Linked DNA regions of Homo sapiens: all the other regions are linked to region 4. The links are chromatin loops, found by intact Hi-C in ENCODE. Cell type or tissue: HCT116. All regions are shown on one strand. Links, peaks and the distances in the headings refer to the core of each region. The heading gives the core; the rest is flanking DNA.

What was found. A loop is a pair of places that touch in the nucleus more often than their neighbours do. Peaks named below come from ENCODE experiments on the same cell type or tissue, not always from the same donor. Only the 100,000 strongest peaks of a DNase experiment are listed, where the experiment ranks them.
Region 1: a loop joins it to region 4, with 6 times the contacts of the local background. A loop is called at or near these places in 3 of 110 quality-filtered maps.
Region 2: a loop joins it to region 4, with 11 times the contacts of the local background. A loop is called at or near these places in 4 of 110 quality-filtered maps.
Region 3: it touches region 4 in a loop (9-fold over the local background); 32 of 110 quality-filtered maps call a loop at or near these places.

The regions. Positions count from the first base shown.
Region 1 is chr16:27,515,016-27,517,515 of GRCh38, reverse strand. All of the region lies in intron 6 of GTF3C1 (general transcription factor IIIC subunit 1), which reads left to right. Among named protein-coding and RNA genes, the nearest start is that of GTF3C1, 34 kb to the left of the region's middle. In HCT116, for the core only: a CTCF peak has its summit at 1,493; a DNase peak (open chromatin) is centred at 1,515.
Region 2 is chr16:27,602,959-27,608,026 of GRCh38, reverse strand. All of the region lies in intron 2 of KATNIP (katanin interacting protein), which reads right to left. Among named protein-coding and RNA genes, the nearest start is that of KATNIP, 55 kb to the right of the region's middle. In HCT116, for the core only: a CTCF peak has its summit at 2,345 (motif pointing left); a DNase peak (open chromatin) is centred at 2,316.
Region 3 is chr16:27,637,408-27,642,475 of GRCh38, reverse strand. The region is part of intron 5 of KATNIP (katanin interacting protein); the gene reads right to left. Among named protein-coding and RNA genes, the nearest start is that of KATNIP, 90 kb to the right of the region's middle. RefSeq lists an enhancer at 715-1,356. In HCT116, for the core only: a CTCF peak has its summit at 2,507 (motif pointing left); a DNase peak (open chromatin) is centred at 2,515.
Region 4 is chr16:27,864,786-27,869,853 of GRCh38, reverse strand. All of the region lies in intron 3 of GSG1L (GSG1 like), which reads left to right. Among named protein-coding and RNA genes, the nearest start is that of GSG1L, 200 kb to the left of the region's middle. RefSeq lists an enhancer at 2,339-2,840. In HCT116, for the core only: a CTCF peak has its summit at 2,168 (motif pointing right); a DNase peak (open chromatin) is centred at 2,013; H3K27ac peaks cover 482 bases.

The DNA.
Region 1 (2,500 bases), core at 1-2,500, 350 kb after region 4:
GAAAGCCCTGTGTCCAGGGACCAGGGGTTGCCATTAGCCAAGTCCCCAGTTCCTCCCAGGGGAATTGCTGGTCACTGAGGTGGCAGCTTAAATGGGGCAGTAGGCCTCGCTCACCCTGGATGACGTGCGCTTATTCGGGTCTTGCTCTGCCCCTGTGGCTTTTGGCTTTAGCTGACTTGTAGTCTGGAACAGGCACCTTCAAAAAGGCAAATAGGAGCCAGAGGGATTTTAATAATAAAAACTGAAATTCTGAGCCTGGTAAAACTCTAGAACTGTGGGAAAGGCACACAGGGCTGGTGGAACTCCTTCCAGATGGTCCCTTGGAATCACAAGGCACACACTACACTGTTCCGTCGTTTACCTGCCTAATCTCTTACCGTTCTCCCCACAAGGCTAAACACTGTCACCAGCCCTAGTTTTCAGGCAAGACACTTGAGGCTGAGGGAGGTCAGCCACCTTGTCCAGGCCCACCCGACACAGCAGCAGGGCTCACAGCCAGCTCTGTGGCAGAGAGTCTGGCTTCCCTACCACAGTGCTGGGCTGCCTCTCCAGCACAAGGTTTTCCAAAGGAAAGATGTGCACCAGGCTTAGCTCGGTGACCCATGACTATAACCCTCTACTTTGGGAGGCCAGGGTAAGAATGTCACTTGAGGCCAGAAGTTCTAGACCAGCCTAGGTGACATAGCAAGATCCCGTCTCTACAACAAATAAAAAAAAGATCCGAGCATGGTGGTGTATGTCTGTAGTCCCAGCTACTCGGAGGTGAGGTGGGAGGACCGTGTGAGCCCTGGAGTTCGAGGCTGCAGTGATTGTGCTGCTACACTCCAGGCTGGACGACAAAGCGAGACTTTGTCTCAAAAGAAAAATATATATGTATATATGTGATGGCATGGGGAAAGGAAAATGTGTCTGTGATTGGCATGTTGTGAAAGAGCAGAGCCAGACACAGCTTGGGTAAATAAAACAGGGCTTATTTGCCGGGCGGATACAGAAGAGAGTCAGAGCAGTTGGGATTCACAGCAGATAAATCAGCTATGCCCTGTGGGGCAGGCAGAGCCGCAGATCCCATGGCCAAAATATCCGGAGAGTCACTCCAGGCCTGGAAGCACAGCCGCCTCACGCTGGGCCCAGTTTCAGCTGTGGCCCACCCACAGCACCCACTCTGGGTCATGGGTGCCTTGTGGGTCCTGGGGCTGATGATGCCTATTGTTCTGTTGCACAGAACAGCTCATAGTCCTCTGGCATCGCCCTCAGCCTCCATGGCCAACAACTGAGCCTCATGCTGAGAACCAGAGCAGGGGGGCGCCTTCGCACGAGTCTCTAGGAGTCAAGCCATCGTGACCAGAGGGCAGCTTTGGGGCTTATCTCACAATAAGGGGGGGCCCGCCACCTTGAATGCCACTGATGTTTGTAATGCCTCTCCCCTGTGCTAGGTGCTGGTGGTACTGTTCAGAATAACTCCCCTACTGGCCAAGTGCATCCACTGCAGGCTGGCAGCCTGGGCTCACTGACATCCTAGCTCTGCCACTACATAGCGCCATCACTTTGAGCAAGTGCCTTAGCTTCCGCATCTGTGAAATGGAGCTTACAGGGGCCTGCCTGCCTTGGGGTTGTGGGATTTTATGGGTTAATTCATGTACCGCCCTTGGCATGGTGCCTGGCTCCCAGCAAGTGCTGGGTGGTCATGTTGAGGGATTGCTCCATGCCAGCCTCTGTACAGATGCTGTCTCAGCCATGCTAACATTAACCCCGTGAGACAGAGAACACTGTCATCCCATTTTGCAGATCGGAAAACAAAGAGTCATACTTGGTAATTTCCCCAAAGTCACAGACATGGGGAGCTATGGAACTTGAGATGGAAACACTTCTCTGCCTGGCTCTGGAGCCCAAGTTCATCCCTACCTTCCCTCCAAACGTTTATTCAGGAGGTAGTTGTGCCATTTGTTGGAGGCTGTGATGGAATGGATGTCAGTTGCTCCACTAGTAGAGAGGTGAGGACGGTGAACCAACTTGGTGGGGAGAAGAAGGGTTTTTTTTGTTTTTTTTTTTTGTTGTGTTTTGTTTTGTTTGAAACAGAGTCTCACTCTTGCCCAGGCTGGAGTGCAGTGGTGTGATCATAGCTCACTGCAACCTCAAACTCCTGGGCTCAAGCAATCCTCCTGCTTCAGCCTTCCGAGTAGCTGGGACTACAGATGCACACCTCCAACGCCTATAGCTAATTTTTTGTATTTGTTATGGAAATGAAGTCTTGCTCTGTTGCCCAGGCTGGTCTCAAACTCCTGACCTCAAATGATCTGCCCACCTCGGCCTCCCAAAGTGCTGGGATTACAGGCATGAGCCACTGCTCCCAGCCAAGATCAGAAGCTTTGAAGACTATGAGGCTTTTTCTCTTTTTTGCCCACTGAGTCATGAGTTTACTAGTACCGTTTCTTGCCTTCCACCCGTGTTTATTTTGAGAGCTGTCCTGTGTATCTTTTCCTAGCCAATTAGCCTCTTAAGG
Region 2 (5,068 bases), core at 1,183-3,682, 260 kb after region 4:
GCTGAGAGTGCAGTGCTGGTTTCTAGGGCTTGAGAATGCTGGATACCCAACCGTGCTGACTGCAGGTCTCACCAGAGAACCATCACTTAGACGGGATAACACTGAGACCATGAAGCCACTGTTTGTGGCCGGGTGTGGTGGCTCACGCCTATAATCCCAGCACTTTGGGAGGCGGGTGGACCACTTGAGGCCAGGAGTTCGAGGCCAGTCTGGCCAACATGGTGAAACCCTATCTCTATTGAAAATATAAAAATTAGCCGGACATGATGGTTAGCGCCATGCAGGACTGTAATCCCATCTATTCAGGAGGCTGAGGCAGGAGAATGGCTTGAACCTGGGAGACGGAGGTTGTGGTGAGCTGAGATTGTGCCACTGCACTCCAGCCTGGGTGACAGAGTGAGGTTCCATCTCAAAAAAAAAAAAAAAAAAAAAGACACTGACTGTCTAGGGTCACAGAGCTCTTCCACACCCCCAAGTCACTTGATTCCCCGCTGCCTCCCTATAGGCTGCACACCCTAACTAAGGGATGAGTTATGGGTGACAAGCTAATGCTTGAAGTTACTGGGGTCCAGCTTTTCAGGCATCCTTTACTGCTGTTTATCAGTGCTGTCTGTGGGTGCTTATTTAACGCACGCAGCAATCCTATGCTCTAAGATCCTTGTGCCCATTTTACAGAGGAGGAAATGGAGGCCTTGAAAGCTGAAGCAAATTGTCTGAAGGTCTCAGAGCCTCTAAGTGGAGATAGCAGACAACCTTGTTTATGTGGCGCCAGCATCCATTCCTGTTCTGGGTATAACACCTTGATTTTCCTCTAGGAAAACCACCTTTCGTCCACTCTCAGTCCACGTGGCGTGGGTGGAAATAACACTCCCAACACTGCAAGGGAAAGCACGTACTGCAGGCCCGGCCAGTGCATTCCATCTCCCCGGCCATGTGATGGTTCAGGGATAGGTGTGCTTCCCAAGCTATGCCTCCCAAGGACCCTCCTGGAAAAGTCCTTATCTCTCCTCCTCTACAATTACTAGTGATATGAGCCAGGGCTACTAGGGAAGGGAGGAAGACGTCATTTCTTCACACACAAAGGAAGGAGTCATTTTACCAACTTTTTAGGTTCACAATTATGAGCAACCTTAAATGTTCCATGGAAAAATCTGCCCAAGATGCCAGGCACGATGGCTCATGCCTATAATCCCAGCACTTCCGGAGGCTGAGGTGGGAGGATCGCTTGAGCCCAGGAGATCGAGACCAGCCTGGGCAACATAGTGAGATCCCACTTCTACCAAAAAAAAAAAAAGTTAGAAAAATCTGTCCAAGACTGATGACACAAACATAGAGACAGCAGAATGGAAGACAATGAGAGACAGGCCAAATAGCAACTAGATCCTTTAATGGTGGTTAATCCACCATATCCAGCCATGCCCGAAGCCAGCACTAACGTTTTACTCACTTGAGCAAATACATCCCTTTCTTTCCTTGGGCCAGTTTGAAGTGTGTGTGTATGTGTGTGTGTGTATGTGTGTGTGTGTCTGTGTGTGTGTGTGTGTGTGTATGAGAGAGATTTATACCCGAGTGGGTACTGGGTGGTACAGTGGTAGAACAAATACTAGACGGTGTCTGAATCCAAAGTTCCTGCCATGTCTAAGGGCTCAGAGAAGCATTTCATAGAGGACTAAATATACCTTGATGAATGCTCCAATGGCCCTAAGCCCACAAGAAGAGATGATCCAAATGTATCTTACAGTACAAAAGTCACAGCCTTCCTTCAAAACCCACCCCAAGTGCCAGTTCCTCTATTCTCCCAGTGAGTCTGTGTGTCCCAGCGCTGTGGAGCCCGTCCTCAGTGCACATGAGTTAAATGAGAAAGTATCTGAGCCTGCTTCTTTTTCTCTTTTTTTTTGAGACAGAGTCTCGCACTGTTGCCCAGGCTGGAGTGCAGTGGCACGATCTCAGTTCACTGCAACCTCCACCTCCCAGGTTCAAGCAATCCTCCTGCCTCAGCCTCCCCAGTAGCTGGGACTACAGGCGTCTGCCACCACGCCCAGCTAATTTTTGTATTTTTAATAGAGACAGGGTTTTGTCATGTTGGCCAGGCTAGTCTCGAACTCCTGAACTCAAGTGATCCACCCTCCTTGGCCTCCCAAAGTGCTGGGATTACAGGCCTGAGCCACCGCACCTGACCTGAGCCTGCTTTTGACTGCATTTGCTAACACATCAGTTATATTCCCATCCTCGAAAACAGAAATATACTCTGCAGTCAATGCACCCATCACACCAGCAGAAGCCAAGCAACAAAGACCTAAAGCAACGGTTGATACTGCCCCCTAGAGGTAGAATGAAACAGCACAAAACACTGCAGCAAACATTTGAGTTTCTCACGCCCTAGGATAGGTGTCCTAACAAAATATTACATCCTACGCGCATGCCAGATGGATAATCAAAGGGAGCGTTTGGGCTATTTTTCGAATACCTTAGAGTTACATTTATTACTACCCTACCTGCTATGTACCATTCTTTATTGCTACCAATACATACCTTGAGATTTTCTATTCAGTCTCAGGTTTTATAGACTGCCAAGGCAGATCCAGAATCTAGGACCCCAGGACACAGTTACGGTGTATTTTTATAAAAATGTTTTTCTTACATAGCTATCTAAAACATCATTTTCAATCCATGTCCAGTGGAAAATAACGAGCATTTCTTTTTATTCTCAGAAAAATTTTCTTCTAAAATTGCAAGGTGTTATTTATCAATTATCTTTCAGACTCACAAAGATAGAAGACTTAAAAAATCTTGAGGTCGGGTGTGGTGGCCCACGCCTGTAATCCCAGCACTTTGGGAGGCCAAGGTGGGTGGATCACTTGAGGTCAGGAGTTCGAGACCAGCCTGGCCAACATGGTGAAACCCCATCTCCACTAAAAAAAATATAAAAAATTAGCTGGGCATGGTGGCACATGCCTGTAATCCCAGCTACTCAGGAGGCTGAGGCAGGAGAATTGCTTGAACCTGGGAGGCAGAGGTTGCAGTGAGCCGAGATCACGCCACTGCACTCCAGCCTGCACAACAGAACGAGACTCCATCTCAAAAACCAAACAACAACAACAAAACTTGAATGAGTTTACTTTAAAAAGGAAGGTTTATATTAATGCCATAAATGGAAAATAATTATTGCTTGCCAGAAGGTAACCATAGACATAAATACAGACCTACTAAAAGAGAAAATGTTTACTTGCCACCTACAAGGTGGCAGAGGTAGGCAAAACACACACTGGGAAACACAGAGTCAGAACTTCCACATTCACACAACCCTAGGAGGTGGGTGGTGTTGACTTTATTTCACACAATGATGCATTTCTTCAGTATTGGCTGAACACTTCCTCTGGCTGGGCCCTGAACTAGTCTCTGGAGATACAACAGTGAGCCCAGCAAAGTCTCTACTACCACAGAGTTCACATTCTAGCGAAAGGAAGACAGATGATTTCCAAAAAGTAAGACAGTCGAGTGCGGTGACTCACAAGTGTAATTCCAGCACTTTGGGAGGCTGAGGCAGGAGGATCACTTGTGCCCAGGAGCTCAAGACCAGCCTGGACAACACAGTGAGACTCTGTCTGTACTAAAAATTTTTTAAAGTAGCTGGGCGTGGTGGTGTGTGCCTGTGGTCCAAGCTACTTCACAGGCTGAGTTGGGAGGATCGCTTGAGTCCAGCAATTCAAACTAGCCTGGGTAACACAGTGAGACTCTATCTCTACTAAAAATTTTTAAAAGTAGCTAGGCATGATGGCATGTGCCTGTAGTCCCAGCTACTTGGGAGGCTGAGGCGAGAGGATCGCTTGAGCCCAGGAGATTGAGGCTGCAATGAGCTGTGACTGCACCACTCTACTCCAGCCTGGGTGACAGAGTGAGACCCTGTTTCAATCAATCAGTTTTTTAAATTAAAATATATTGTATGTCACCTGACAATAAGTGCTATGGAGAATAGAAAGTGGGAAGGGCGGCCAGGCACAGTGGCTCACACTTGTATTCCCAAAACTTTGGAAGGCCGAGGCAGGTGGATCGCCTGAGGTCAGGAGTTCGAGATCAGCCTGGCCAATGTTGTGAAACCCAGTCTCTACTAAAAATACAAAAATTAGCCAGCCATGGTGGCACGTGCCTATAATCCCAGCTACTCGGGAGGCTGAGGCAGGAGAATTGCTTGAACCTGGGAGGCAGAGGTTGCAGTGAGCAGAGATCGTGCCATTGCACTCCAGCCTAGGCGACAGAGGGACACTCTATCTCAAAAAAAAAAAAAAAAAGGAAGTGGGAAGTGCTGTAAATCTCAGAACTTTGGGAGACCAAGGTGGGAAGATCACTTGAGCCCAAAAGTTGGAGACCAACCTGGGCAACGTCATAGTGAGATGCCATCTCTAAAAAAGAAGAAAGTAGGAAGGGGCAGAAGAATGCAGGAGGAAGGGGAGGGGCTCCCTCTTCCCTTCACTGCAGTTGGGGGTGGTGGGGCTCAGGGCTCCGAGAGGGCCTCTCTGGGGAGGTGTACCCTGAGGGTAAAATCACCTTTGTAAGAATTATACTAGAGAGAAAATTCTGAATATAACCAATTCTATCTTGCCTTTCACCTCCAAAATGCCCTTGGTCATTCCTGGGCGTGTGCCAAGCTAACTTTGAGAAAATTTAGTTTATCGTTTAAATAATAATAGCCCTTCCCCAAACTAAATTACCTTTGTAAAGCCAATGAAAGGCCACCAGGTTAGGAGGATGAAAGGGGCCTGAGTTCTGCTAAAATCTAGGCATAGTTCAATGATTGCCAGCCATCATTCCAGAGGTCACTAGATTTGCAACTTCCCCAAGTACTCTGCCCCAAGGCAGATCATGATTGTGGATCCTGATTGGCCTTCTGAGATGTCTTTTCAGGCTTTTGCATTTCTGACAACCAGATGGCCCAAGCCACACCCCTGTGATTGCACCTTCCAACCAATCAAGGGCACCCAGACCCTAGCTCCTTGCTCACCAAACTATCCTTGAAAAGCCCTGGCATCAGCTGGGTGCCGTGGCTCATGCCTGTAATCCCAGCACTTTG
Region 3 (5,068 bases), core at 1,030-3,529, 230 kb after region 4:
ATCATTGATTTGAATTTTTCTTTTTATTATACTTTAAGTTTTAGGCCCCACAGCAGGCCCCCCACAACAGGCTCTGGTGTGTGATGTTCCCCTTCCTGTGTCCATGTGTTCTCATTGTTCAATTCCCACCTATGAGTGAGAACATGCGGTGTTTGGTTTTTTGTTCTTGCGATAGTTTGCTGAGAATGATTCCAGCATTCATCCATGTCCCTACAAAGGACATATAGTTTCCAGCTTCATCCATGTCCCTACAAAGGACATGAACTCATCATTTTTTATGGCTGCATAGTATTCCATGGTGTATATGTGCCACATTTTGTTAATCCAATCTATCATTGTTGGACATCTGTGTTGGTCCCAAGTCTTTGCTATTGTGAATAGTGCCGCAATTTTCTACCATACCTCCCAGGAGAGCATGCTCCTCCCTCCTCCCCAGAAACTACTCAATTTACATCCAAATACCAGGAGGCCTTCTAGCCGGGGAAGAGATGGCTCGAGAAGGGGCAAGGAGGAGGGACCACGGGGCACGGGGCCCAGGCCTGAGGAGCTGCCTGACTCACCAGCACCGGCCAGGGCCTAGGGTGCGGCCTGGCCTCCCCATGGGTTTCTAGTCCTTTGTCCAGAAAAAGGGGGCCTGGACTAGGGCCCTGCTACTCTAAGTGTGGTCCACGGACCAGCAGCATTGGTATCTCCTGGGAATTTGTGAGAAATGCAGAATTCCAGGCCCCTCCTTTGCCTTGGGAATCAGAATGTAAACCTGAGCAGTATCCCAGGTCATTTACACGCACGCACATTCAATTTCCAATAGCATAAGATCAGGAGATCGACAAGGCTTTGTGGTGGAAGCCGTTGCTTCTGCCTGTCCAGCACATACTCCCCTGTGTTTGGTAAAAGCACCCTGTTTTCGCTTTTTGAGATGGTGTCTTGCTCCCCACTTCCTGCCCGGGCCCTAAGAGGTTCACATGGCACTGAGTCCTCCCAAGGGGTGGAAGCACGTGACCCAGGCCTAGCCAATCAGAGCATGCGATTCCCCTGTCCCCCCAGTGATTGGGTGACTGGTTCTGGGGCATGGAAGAGATGTGGTAGCAGGGTGGCGGAACCTAAGTGGGCAGCTGCTGGTGGCTTGTCTTGGTACCACATGGGGCACAGGGGGGGTTGAGAGATGAAGAATAGGTCATTATATCGTTTGAGCTCCTGGACCCAAACGTGCCTGAACTTAAGATAACCAAGAATCGGGATGAACAATTCTGCTAGCCTTGGATTTGAACTGAAAGCATGAAAGAGAGCTCTAATGTTCAAGGAAAGCCCAGGTCTCTCTCTCTCCTTTTTTTTTTTTTTGAGACAGAGCCTCACTCTGTCGCCCAGGCTGGAGTGCAATGGCGCGATCTCAGCTCACTGCAACCTCTGCCTCCCGCGTTCAGGCAATTCTCCTGCCTCGGCCTCCCGAGTAGCTGGGATTACAGACATTCACCACCATGTCCGGCTAATGTTTTTGTATTTTTAGTAGAGACAGGGTTTCAGCACGTTAGCCAGGCTGGTATCGAACTCCTGACCTCAGGTGATCCACCCATCTCGGCCCCCCAAAGTGCTGGGATTACATGCGTGAGCCTCCGCGCCCGGCCTCTCTCTCGTCTGTGGTTTTCCCGTCTTCCCTTTAGCACTACTGCTCACCTCGCAGAGGTGTCAGGACCCAGGTTTGCAGTCGGCATTAAGGCACTGAATCAGCAAGCTTTTACTGAGCGCCGACTGCATACAAGGTTCTGAAAACACAGGAAGATACAAAAAAAAAAAAAAAAAATTAAAAACCAATGCCCTGCCCTCAAGGAGGTCACACAGCACACATAATGGGAGAATGTGTTTATGAAGCAACATGTGACAAAATTAATGTGGTCCAGAAAGAGTTTCTAATGTTGAGTGGGTGCTGGAGAGGGGAATAAATAGTCCCTCCATCTGGCCTGCTCTCCCGCCCCCAGCCCCAGGGAGGCTCCTCTGCCACCACTGGGAGGAGATTGAAAGCAGCCCTGCCCACACGGAAGGCTCACCTCCAGTGAGCAGCCCAGGCTGGCAGGTTCCAACCCAGCCCCCCAGGCCGTGCATGGCTCCCTGCCTCCCACCTCCACGCCCTTGCAAGGGATGATGACTGTGCACCTGGCTAGCTCCCCGCTTGGCACGCTGCTGTACCTGAGTGGGTGTTTCAAAGCGGCTGCTCTTTCTTGCCTACTTGCAGCACCCAGACCTGGGTAGACCCTTGCAGTATCAATCATATGGGGGAGGAGGATTTAAAAGCAGTGACATCCCCAAATCCATGTTCCTTTTTGCAACCCAAGGCCAGCTTATTTCATACCTGGCCCACACTCAGCCCAGTTCATGCCTAGAGTTATTTGTTCATATCTGCCACCCCTCTTCGCAAACTGTTTTAAAAGGTGTGCATTAAAGCTTATTGTCAAGTAGAAAAAAAGAGCAAGGCTGGGGGCTGCCCCATATGGTTGTGTGGGTTGTGCAGTATGCAAATGGCTCCCTCTAGAGGTACGAGAGCTCTAAAACACTGACAAAGGTAGGTCTAGGGTTGGGAGGTCCGGCTGACTTGATGTGTTCATCCCTGATTTGTCTGATCTCTTAGAAATAGCAGTGCTCCCCACTCTGACAGTCTGTGTTGTGCAAGGTCACTGGAAAGGCCAATGCTTTACGGCTTGTTTCATTTGTCGTCCTCACTGCAAGGGTTTCAGAACTCAGAAGGAAGATAACAAGAGACAGGGCCCCCAACACTTCCCATTTTTACTTGTGAGATTTTCTGAAGGTGCTGAAGCTGCACAGGCCACAACAGGACACAGGATATGGTGGCTGAGTGAGAGCAAAGCCTCTGCTTTAATAATTGCAATGAACTTGCTTTAGAGACCTTTAAGGAACGCCCACCCCACAGTAAATTGCTGGAAGGCCAATCCCTTCACTAGCAATTTAATGCTAAGAGCCGATGACGTTCATCAAATCTGACAGCATTTTGGTAAACGACGGCTCTGTTGATTAGGCCGCTGTCCACCCAAGTATTACAAGGCTGAGGAAGCCATAAATCTTAATCCACAGATAGCAGCATAAAGATCTAAGGCCCAGAAGTGGTGGGGGGAAAAGGACAGTATGAACAAGAGGCCATACATCACCACCAGCCCATTCCACAGGGAAGGTGGCAGCTCGGGAGCCCAACACAGCCATCGCCATGATCCTCCCCAAACCCCCAGGAATCTGAGGGGCTTGGGAAGGGTTTTACAGGTGGAAGTCATCGGCTTCTTGGCCAGGAGCCAGAGTTGGGATGACTCTGTGACCTTCTGGTCAAGGGATCTGGAGGCCAGTGTACCTGACGCAGCCCCTCCTGTCAGGGCAGCTCTACCCAAATGTGCTTTCTTATTGTTGGGTGAGACCGTAAGAAGAGAAACCTGTTCTCCTGGAGGCGGTGAATGGATTGGGCTTGGTCAGTAGAAACAGGGTGTGTGATTCAAGAGAGTTTCAGGGCTGGGCGCAGTGGCTCACGTCTGTTAATCCCAGCACTTTAGGAGGCCAAGGTGGGTGGATCGCATGAGCCCGGGAGTTCAAGACCAGTGTGGGCTACATAGCAAGAACCTGTCTCAAAAAAAAAAAAAAAAAAAAATCCAGCAAGACAGCCAGGAGGAGAGTACAGAGGGTGAATGGGGAGGCAAGGGGGCTGTGTGGACTGTGAATAAGGCTGGGACTGCAGGTGCTCACTGTGCACTGGGACCACTGCATCCCACCACGGTGTCCCCTGCTGACCAATGTGAATACACAAGGCGACCGTGTGGCCCCACTGATACCTCCTGGTTGGCATGGCCCTACAAGTGAAACCCCAAGACCGGGAGAGGACTGTGGTCCCTCTCTTGGTGGAGCAGCTTTTGAGAACTGGCCACTGGCCACTGGGGACTTGGCTGCCTTGACCACTCTGCCTACCTTGGCTGCCCCTAAGCATGGCAGGAGCCCATCCAAAAGGGTTAGGATAGAAAGATTGTCTTCCTCTCCATCCCATGGACCCAAGACTCTGTCTCCATGGACTGTCTACCATGGAGAAACTTTGGACTTAACTCCACTTCTTGGAGCCAGAGCAAACCAATCCAGCCTGTCTTCCTCATGACGGTAATAATGGTATAGCTGGCACCCCCAGTCTATTCACTCTGCTACCTCCAGCCTTCTTGACAAGAAGCTATAGGACTCATGGTTCCTGCTCATGTGGCCAGGGCAGGCAGGGTTTGCACCAAATGAACTGGTCTCTGAGGGGCTCTAGTCATAGCCGATGGAGGTAGGAGGGGGTGCCTCATCCAGGCTAAGCAGCAGCAGCCCAGGCCATGCCCTGAGAAAGGGATGAGCTGAGAGATTCAGACTGTCTCTGTCTTGGAAACTTTCAACTAACAAATATGGAGGGAGTGTAAAACCGTGTGTGGAGAAGGCACGATGGATCAGGGGAACACTGAAGCTACGAGTTGGCGGCAGCTCAGGGACAGGGAACAGAAGTGCAAGGACGGGGGCTGGGGAAGGTTGGTGGAGAGAGACGTAGCCCTGCTTCAAAGGCTTCCTGGTCCTCCTGTAGCCCCTTGCTCCCATGGGCGGTCCTTTCTGCACACATGAACCCAAAATATGAACCCAAACGTGGCGCTCTACTGTTTCAACCCTCTTGGAAATTCTCACATTTAGATTGAAATCCAAACTTCCTCCTGTGGTCTTCTAGGCCCTGCATGGCCGGTTCTTCCTACTTGCAACCCTGACACCCTCATCCCCACCCTTTCTGCCACCCTGTCCTGATCGCCCTGCCTCCTCTCAGCCTGTGCCCAGTGCCCGCTGCTCTCACTGTCCCCTCACCTGAAAGCCTCCCCCAGCCACAGATCTTTCCGGGGCTGGCTCCAGGTAACTCTCAGGCCCTGGCTGCGATGCGGCCCCTTGGGAGGCTGTGCTGCCCACCTTCGCTGAAGGAGCGCTCCCCCGACAGCTTCTCTTTCAGGCTGCTGTCCTCTGTCCTTCCTTCGTAGCACTGTCTTCCGACTCCCTTGCTTGCCTTTGGTCCTTTGCCTTC
Region 4 (5,068 bases), core at 1,171-3,670:
GAGATGGAGAGAGAGATGGAGGGAGACAGAGAGAGAGAGATGGAGGGAGACAGAGACAAAGAGAGAAGGAGAGAGAGCTAGAGGGAGACAGAGACAGAGAAGGAGAGAGAGATGGAGGGAGACAGAGACAGAGAGAGAAGGAGAGAGAAATGGAGGGAGACAGAGACAGAGAGAGAAGGAGAGAGAGAGAGATGGAGGAAGACAGAGAGGAGAGAGAGATGGAGACGCAGAGAGGAGAGAGAGATGGAGACAGAGACAGAGAGAAGGAGAGGGAGTGAGGGAGACAGAGAGGAGAGAGAGATGAAGGGAGACAGAGAGAGAGGAGAGAGAGATGGATGGAGACAGAGACAGAGAGAGAGAGAAGGAGAGAGAGAGATGGAGGGAGACAGAGAGAGAGAAGCAGAGAAAGATGGAGGGAGGAAGAAGGAAGTGAGAGAAAAAGGAGGAACAAGAGAGACACAGGGAGCAAACAGCAGCAAATGGGCCGACATTTACTGAGCACCTGCTATATACCAGCCCATCATCAAAGTGTTAATCCTATGAGAGGGAAGGCCACTGACTCTCCTCAAAACCCCTCTGCAATTCCCGGAGCCTTGAAGGCCCTCCTTCTTCTGTTCTCTCCACCTCCATAACTTCCACTCACCTGTAGCCTTTTTCTTACCCGTCCAAGGAAGGTCCTAGAAGATCAGAGGAGAGCTGAGCCCATCCTCAGTGAGGAGCCCCATCAATGCAGGAGACCCCCAGCTCTGGGAGGACGGGAGGCCCCGAGCCCTGCTCCCATCTCCTGGCTGTCGCACTCACATCTGCCTTCCTCCTTCCTTCCCTCCTCCCTCTGCCTCTTAGTGAACACATGCTGGCCTTCCAACCCCATCTCCAAGCTCACCTTGGAAGCCTTTCCCCAATCCAGGGAACACAGACCTTTTATCTCCTTCAGGCCCTTCTCGGAGGCTGAAACTCAAGATGCCTTGAGTGGCCTGGGAGGGAATGTGGATGAGTGAGCGAGCTGGGGATATTGCAGGAGCTATGGCAGAGGGCAGCAGACGGGCAGACGATGGCACCACTGAGGGGCTTGGCAGCTGCAGGCCCTCATGAAACGCCCCAGCTCCAGCCTAGCTCCAGCTGAGGGTTGCCGAGAAGAAATGTGGACCCAGTGTTGCGTTTCTGATTTTTTACAAGAGAAGCCAAAACTCCCATATTTTAATGGAAATCCTCCAAATTTTTAAAATGTTGGCATCAAAATATCATCTTTTTTTTTTTTTACAGCTCTTGCCAACATCTGCAGGTTCGATTCAGCCCATGGGGTGCCAGTTTTAGATGGTAGCTGGATCTATTTCTATTTTAGCATTTGTAATAATTGATTTCACGTCACTGTTTATGTCACTCTCCTCATTAGCCTTGGAGGAATGGCCTTGCCGTATTTACGGCCATATCCCCTGTGGCTGGCCCCATGCTTTGCATACAGAGGATGCTTAATAAATGTCAGTTAAATGAATGAGTTGGAGTGTTAGAAGCAAATCAGTGGCCTGCAGAAGGGTCTGAGGATTCTAGAAGGGGATCAGGACCTGTTAGCTGGGGAGGGAACAGCCAGTGAGTCTTCGGGAGGTGGGACAGATGGGGCAGGCCCCTGTCATTTTCCCCTTCCCGGCTGGCCATTAGTAATTTAAATTCCGCCACATCCTTTGCATGTTGCTAGAAGCCTGGGCTGGGGGAGTCTGCAGGCCATCAGGCCTTTCATACAAATGAGCCTGGCCCCAGGCACAGGGCCAAGTAGAAATTGGGCTTTAGGGAGGTGGGAAGAGGTAAGAATTTTAATAAGTTCAATAAAAATTGGAAATAAAACCTACGCTGGAGGAACTGCTGGTTTCTGGCAGTTTTTAAGGGACTTAGTGGAGTGAGTGTAGCAAGGGATGCTGGGAATTTCTGGGCCTGGTCTCGCGAGAAACGCAAGGAGGTTGGGACAGGACTGCTAGGCCCAGGCTCCGACTCAGCCGGAAAGCTGGACTTTGAGGGGCGTGGCCAGGAAGTGGCTGGCCTCAGGGGGCGTGGCCTCAGGGGGCGTGGCCTCAGGAGGAAGCCGAGTGGGTGGGTGGGGCCGCCGGAGATCCTCAGGGTGGGTGCGCTGCAGGTACCCTCCTCCTGGTGGCCAGTAGAGGGCAGCACAGGCATAGGATCCAGCTCCCCAGGGAGTGGGTTGGGTGGGGAACCCAGCAGGGAAACCGAGGCCAAAGCCCTGTCGTAGGGGAAAGGCTGAGCTCCTGGAGTCTCTGACACACAGTGAGCAAGGGCTCAGTGGGGAGAGTCTAACTCCTGTCTGCCCAGCGACTGGAAGTAGCCAGGCTCTGAGGACCACCTGCCACAGCTCATGGGGCAGCGCTCACTGATCTGCCCTGCCCCTGAGCCATAGAGGTGGGAGCCAGGCCCACCCTCTGCCTCCCAGTGGCTCCCACCTCTTTGTCAATGTGCCAGGTCCTTTACTCAGGCATCTCATCCCCATTTTAGAGATGAGGAGAAGGAGGCTTAGAGAGGTTAACTAACATGCCTGAGGTCACACAGCATGAGTGGGAGAGCTGGGCTGAGAGCCATGCAGTGCCTGCCTGCATAAGCACTGCATCACCTGCTGTGCGCTGAACTGAGCTTGTGCATTGATCTGGGTGGGCGTCTATTCCTGCCCCTCCTCCTAGAGCATGAGTCTTAGGGCAGGACTTGGTCTATCTGGGTGATCCCTGTATCCCTAGTACCACAGACATCAAGGTGGCCTCTGTAAATACTTGTTGAAGGAATGAGTGTTACAGAAACTGTGGTAGGAGAGGATTGGAAGACACATTTGAATCTTTCTGCCCCTTCAAATAGGCACTCTCTCCTCTGCCCCCGGGCCAGGGTGGGCCACTGGTGGGGAATGCAGGGGGGTTGGCGTGAGCTGCATTCATCACCCTGAACCCTCTAATAAATGCTCCATTGTAGGTCTAGAAAAGTGAAAGTGAGGGCCGGTTTCGGTGGCTCATGCTTGTAATCCCAGCACTTTGGGAGGCTGAGGCGGGAGGATCACATGAGGTCAGGAGTTCGACCCCAGCCTGGCCAACGCGGTGAAACCCTGATTCTACTAAAAATACATAAATTAACCTGGCATGGTGGTGCAAGTCTGTAGTCCCAGCTACTTGGAAGGTTGAGGCAGGAAAATGGCTTGAACCTGGGGGGCGGAGGTTGAAGTGAGCCAAGATCACACCACTGCATTCCAGCCTAGGTGACTGAGCAAGACTCTGTCTCGAAAAAATTAAAAAAGAAAAGTGAAAGTGAGAGCCTGCATTTGGGTAGGGGTGGAGGGCAGATTGCTCAGGTGTGGATCCTGGCCTCAACACCAGGTGTGTGCTTTGGGCCAAATTTTCCATCTTTCTGAGCCTCAGTTACTTACTCCTTCTCCAAAATGGGATAATAGTCAGACTACTGGTGGGGTTGTGCAGATTAAAGGAGTGAGCACATATAAAGTGCCCAGCACAGTGATTGATACATGGTTGGCTCTGAGGATGATGACTGTAACAGAATTGGTAATATTGTGGCAGCACTGAGACTTTCATGGTATTTAAGTATGTAATGATTTGGTATTACAGTGACACTGTATGTAGTTCATGTAACGGGAGAGGGGGTGTGGACAAGATTAATTACAGAAAGGGAAGAATGTATCTGTGTGTGAGAGGACAGACAGAGAGAGGCAGAGAGATATACAGGACATACAGAGATATACAGAGAGGCAGAGAGATATACAGAGAAAAACAGAGGTGGAAAATAGAAAGATACACAGGAAGGCAGAACTAGAGAGAGACACAGAGAGAGAGAAACAGAAACTAAGAGTGTATTTGGCCAGATGCGGTGGCTCACAACTGTAATCCCAGCACTTTGGGAGGCCAAGGTGGGAGGATCACTTGAGCTCAGGAGTTTGAGACCAGCCTGGGCAACATAGTGAGACCCCATCTCTAAAAAAATAAAATAAAAAATTAGCCGGGCATAGTGGTGTGCACCTGTGGTCATAGCTGCTCAGGAGGCTGAGGCAGGAGTATCACTTGGGGAGTTTGAGGTTGCAGTGAGCCGTGATTGCACCACTGCACTCCAGGCTGGGTGACAGAACAAGACCCTGTCTCAAAAAAAGAAAAGAAAAAAAGTGCATTTACTGCCAGTGATTAGGGCACAAACAGATATATATATATATACATACACACACATATATACACACATATATATGTGTGTGTGTGTATATATATGTGTGTGTATGTATGTATGTGTGTGTGTATATATATATATATATATATATATATATATATATATATATATATATATAGAAAGAGAGAGAGAAAGAAAGAAGCGTCCCTGCTCTGTGGTTGACATTTATCCAGTGCGGCCACTTCCACCTCCACTCCCCACCAGGTGGCAGTGAATCCCCCAGGGGCTGAGAAGACCTGTAGGGCTCCCAGCCGGGAATGGATCTCAGGTGATGCTGGGGCAGGGGACACTTCCCAAGGTGACCAGGACAGTATCAAGCCAAAGGAACCTGGGGATGATTCTTAGTCAATCCAGGAAAACACACTCCAAGGACCAGGTCAGGAGTTGGGTGCCAGAGGGCCAGAGGCCTCGTAGACCTAGAGCACAGTGGGATTGAGGTTGGGGGAAGTAAGGGACATCCCAGGAGATGGCTGGATTGGAGCCCAGTATGGTCAGGAGCCCAGAGTGTGGGGGTGAGAGTTGGACTGGCTCACAGAAGAATGCGTGGGACTGGCGCCATCTTGGTCTCAGGCACCAGACATCACAGCTGACTCCAAGTCTAAGGGGACCTCACAGCACAAACCTGTCTCCCAAACCAAACCCTGAGCCTTGTGGCAGGGACCACATTCTGTTCATCTCTGTGTTTCTGGAGCCCGGTAGGACTCAGTGGGAGCCTCTGTGAATGTTTTCAGATGAAGGAATTGTTGGGTAGAGTTGTGGTGTTGGAGGTGGACCCACACATGGGCTGGGCTCCTTCCTGCGGGCCAGAATGCAGCCAGCAGAGAGGGCCCAAGACCTGGAGAGCAGGGTTTCATCC